2 separate regions of the Homo sapiens genome follow, and region 1 is linked to region 2. A link is an interaction called in ENCODE POLR2A ChIA-PET data of the cell type or tissue named here. Cell type or tissue: MCF 10A. All regions are shown on one strand.

Region 1 (2,500 bases), 76 kb before region 2:
CTGCCTGATCTGAGTTTCATCTGTTCAAGCAGATTATTGCAAAAGAGACTCCTTGCCTAGTAAAATCAACATGCAGGGAGCATCGATAATTTCTAATTGAATTTTGCCTCACTTTGATTAATGTTAATGCCCTCAAGTCCCCAAGGATGGGTACATTTGTGTGATGTGAAATAATCCAAGAACTTTATAAAACCAAGGAGGGATACTTGCTTATTTGTAAGCCTAGAGACCCAAGTATCTAGCTACTTTGGATCCCTGAATGACTGCATGCCCTCAGAGGTTACATTTATTTTAGTAAACCTATGGATATGGATAAATACAACATTTCCTAATGTAGCACTTTGATAAATAACTACCAATGTCTGGATTTTTTACTTCCTCTGAGCTAAGGAAGCCAATATGGTCTTAACAAAAGCTTCAAAGATACTAGTTGCAGACAATACTGCAACCCAAGCAGCAGTGACACTTGGCAGCCTTTTGACACTGACCCCACTTGGTTGTATTCATCTCACAAAACGATTCACATAGGCTAGGATTACAAAGAAATGATTATTAAAATTAGAAGCCACAAAGTAATAATTAAAATTAGAAGAGATTGGTTCTGACACAATAAAAACTTTTTTGTGTTATCACTGATTATGCGGCAGGTCTGGAAGTACACATTATTTGTGTTTCACAGCTGGTGAAACTAAAGATAAGTTAGACAACTTGGCCAAAGGCATTAAGAGTTGTAAGTCCAGAACACAATTGGGAGTTGAGGGTCTGAGCCCCCTACCACTCCAGTGATCATGATGAGTCACTGCTGAGCCTCGCATGGGAGACTCGAAGAGGTGAAGAAGGCCCAGTGCAAGGCAGACTCTCTGGGGACATATCAATCTCTCCCACGAGCTTTAAGTACGTGGGCAGCTGGGCTTCGAGGACTGCAATCATCTAGAATTACTTAGCCCTGACACTGACAGAATTACTAAGTTTTAGGATTGTACAGGGTCTGTGCATTCACTGCCATTCCAATTCTTGCACTCTGCAAACAAAGAAACAAACCCAGAGACTAACTGATATCTTCAAGGAAACACAACTAGTAAGTGGCGGAGCCAGATTCCAAACTCAGGTCTACAAAATCCAGGCCCACTGTTCTTTTAATGGCACCTCAGTGTGGACAAACCAGCTTTAGATTTTATAGCCTACAGAAAGCCAATTTATTTTTTATGGTGACTCCAGGAACCCCAAGAGATCTGGTCTGATCTTGAGTTTCATGGCCACCCTAGGGTGTGAAGAAATGGACGAGAAAACCCAGAATGGCCTTCAAAAGTTTTCTGCTTCCAAAAGCCTTCTTCACAAATGGTTTTGAATTCAACACTTAGAAGGGAATTTTGCTTCTTGATACTTTTTATCTCCATTATATAGAAAGACATAATATCCAAGAGTCAGCATTTTCTTTCAGAACCAAAGTGTTGGCAGGAACACAGACAGCATATTCTACTCCTGTTGGGGTTGCTGACTCAGTGGCCAGTGCCTCTTGCTTCCAAAGGCTAATAAAAGGTTATCTACCCAGTTTTGTGATGTCATAGTGGAGTCACCATGAAGCGCAACATATCACAAAAGGGATCCTTAGATGGTCAAATACTCACTTAGCATTTCAGGAGATAAAAATTCACAGTTCTTCATTTGAAAAATACCAACATGCTAACAGGGGTGTGGCAGCCATGGAAGTGCCCCCTTTAGATCTCCCTTCAAGAGAATCCGCTTTGGGGAGCACAGCTGTTGGTTGGTCTACAGGCGCCACCTGTTTGGATTCTCATGGAGTTCCTGCCCTTCCCCCAGGTTGCTCCTAGCCAGTGATTAAGCATGACAGGCCAACCTGAACTGGCCCACTCCTGCCCAATGTGGGATTCTTTATGACACTGTAATGCTCTAGAATGAAAAAAACACATCTCTCCCAGGAATCATTTGTACAAACAATAATTCCTGTAGACTCCTAGTGAATTTGGGAAAGTTATTAAGTCCAAACAAGATCCCGTCTCTATCAATATAAAAAGGCAGTTAAAAAAAATAGTGCAAGAATCAGGCTGTTTAATGACAAGCTCTTAACACAGTTTTTGAGCTCCCAAATCTAACACATCTCTGAAGCTGCTAATATCATTAATTTTCTGGATTTACAAAAACAAAACAAAAAGCCTCATATTAACTTGGTAATACTTTCAAAAAACGCTAAAAGTATGGCTTTTTTTTTTTTTAGATTCTTCAAAAGCAATTACAGGAAGAAAATTATTTCAAATACAAAGAAAAGGAAGGTTTTTTTTTTGGGAAGCATATTAACTATGCTTACTAAAGCATTTAGGGCACTGCTTCATGACTAGAAATAAAAACATAGCTAGTTGTAAAAAACTATTAGTGACCACTAGTTTTTTGATAATATGACTTGTCAAGCAAAATCCCTCCAGCATCTAACCCCTGCTCTTCCAACTCCCCAGAACACACTGCTTTTATCGCCAGCACACCA
Region 2 (2,500 bases):
GGTTTACTGGGATAGAGACAGTGAAAGCTTGAGGTTATAAATGCTATGGTCTGAATGTCTGTGTTTCCCCAAATTCACAGGCTGAAGCCCTAATCCCCAGTGTGACAGTATTAGGATGTGGGGCCTTTGGGAGGTGCTTAGATTCAGATGGGGTCATAAGGGTGGGATCTCATGATGGGATTAGTGCCCTTAAGCAAAGAAGAAGAGAGACAGGTACTCTTCCCTCTCCACCTTTTCCCCTTGCTCCACTCATAAGCCATGCAGGGATATTAAGCACTTCAAATGTGGCTAGTCCAAATGGAGGTGTGCTCTAAGTATAAAACACACACTGGGTTTCTAAGACCTGATATGAAAAAAAGAATGTAAAATATCTCGTTAAAAATGTTTATATTGATTACAGATTGAAGAGATAGTATTTTGGATGTACTGGGTGCAATAAAATGTATTATTAAAATGTATTTCATCTATTTCTTTACACTTTTTAAATGTGGCTCATATTATTTCTGTTGGAAATAAAATTACATTTGTGGCTTGCACTATATTTCTCCTATCAGAGAGGGCTCTTAGTCAACCAAAAGCCATGTCTAATGATGACTTGTGAGTTTCCATGTATGTGTGTATAAATGTAAATATAAGTACAAATACTAATATGTTTGTGCACATCTCCTTTGCTGTATCCTTTTGTAATTGATAAGCCTATTTTGTAAATTCTTATAAAGTAAAATCATAGTAGTATGCTGGAAATTACTTATCTGGATATTTTTAGTACAATAATTTAATTATATTGAGGCTAATGGAACTAATAAAAGGATTCATACACAATTTTTCACACACACAGATACAGAATTGCACTTACACATACACATGGTGGTCATCAAAATGACATTAATTCAAACTCGCTGGGAGGGAAGTTTATACACAACCTGACAGAAAAGGCAGGTGGATACTATACTTTTTTTAAAAATTAAGAGAGATTATTTCTAAAGTTATAACTGCACTGGAACTGCTAGTTAAATGCTGTCTGCTTCTAGTAGAAACGAAGTTTAATAAACAAATTAAAATACAGTAATTCCTCCTTATCTACAGTTTTGCTTTCTGTGGCTTCAGTTATCTGCAGTCAATTGTGTTCCAAAAATATAAAACGAAAAATTTCAGAAATAAACAACTCATGCATTTTAAATTGCACACCATTCTGAGTAGTGTGATGACATCTCATGCTGTCCCACTCTGTCTCATCCAGGATATGAATCATTCCTTTGTCTAGTGTATCCGTGCGTTTTACGCTACCTGTCCATTAGTCACTTCGTAGCCATCTCGATTATGAAGTCAACTCTCAGACGGGTATTGCAGTGCTTCTGTTCAAGTAACCCTTATTTTACTTAATAATGGCCCCAGAGTCCAAAAGTAGTGATGCTGGCAATTTGGATATACCAAAAATAAGCCATAAAATGCTTTCTTAATATTTAATATTTTTGGACCACAATTGACTATGGGTAACTGAAGTCACAGATAGCAAAATTGTGGATAAGGAGGAACTACTATATTTTTATTTGTTTAGTAACTATAGTTTCTACTAGAAGCAGACAGAATTTAACTAGCAGTTCCAGTACATTTATAATTTTAGAAATAATCTCTCTTAATTATTCTTCTTCTTATTTTTTGAGATGGAGTCTTCCTCTGACACTGAGGCTGGAGTGCAGCAGCATGATCTCAGCTCGCTGCAACCTCTGTCTCCCAGGTTCAAGTGATTCTCCTGCCTTAGACTCCTGAATTGCTGGGATTACAGGCACACACCACCACACCTGGCTAATTTTTGTATTTTTAGTAAGAGATGGAGTTTCACCATGTTGGCCAGGCTGGTCTTGAGAACTCCTGACCTCAAGTGATCCACTGGCCTCAGCCTCCCAAAGTGCTTGGACTACAGGCATGAGCCACCGTGCCTGCCTCTCTCTTAATTTTTAAAAAGTATAGTATCTACCCGGCTTTTCTGCTAAGTGAAAAGGTAAAAGTTCTTAACTTACGGAAAGAAAATAAAATCATATGCTGAGGTTACTAAGATCTAAGGTAAGAACAAATCTGTGAAATTATTAACAGCATATTGTTATAATTGTTCAACATGTTGAGCAACCCTAATCCAAAAGTCTGAAATCTGAAATGCTCCAAAATCTGAAACATTCTGAGCATCACCTGATGCCACAAGTGGAAAATTCCACACATGACCTCACATGACAAGTCACAGTTCAACTTCAGGTGTACAACACAGTTTATTCAGCACTCCCAAGGAACAAATTACCCTCCCAGGACAGATTTTTTTCTTCCCTTCAGCTGCAATGTATCTTTTCCACACACACCCGGATCCCTCCCATAAAAGCACACTCACAAAGTGTAATACAATGCCACATGTACAGGCCAGATGCAGCAAGGACAGGTTCCCCAGGATGGGGCTAAGACCTACGTGCATTACTCACTGTATTTTTGTGCTTATTCTCTGCTCTGTGGT

Evidence for each region. ChIA-PET counts read pairs that join two places held together with the same protein. Peaks named below come from ENCODE experiments on the same cell type or tissue, not always from the same donor. Only the 100,000 strongest peaks of a DNase experiment are listed, where the experiment ranks them.
Region 1: POLR2A ChIA-PET joins it to region 2 with 6 read pairs; 2 of 35 experiments call an interaction of 5 or more read pairs at or near these places.

Annotation. Positions count from the first base shown.
Region 1 is chr7:133,780,038-133,782,537 of GRCh38, reverse strand. All of the region lies in intron 10 of EXOC4 (exocyst complex component 4), which reads right to left. Among named protein-coding and RNA genes, the nearest start is that of LRGUK, 350 kb to the left of the region's middle. In MCF 10A, no CTCF peak of the experiment used is centred here; no DNase peak of the experiment used is centred here.
Region 2 is chr7:133,704,528-133,707,027 of GRCh38, reverse strand. The region is part of intron 10 of EXOC4 (exocyst complex component 4); the gene reads right to left. Among named protein-coding and RNA genes, the nearest start is that of MIR6133, 410 kb to the right of the region's middle. In MCF 10A, no CTCF peak of the experiment used is centred here; a DNase peak (open chromatin) is centred at 1,277.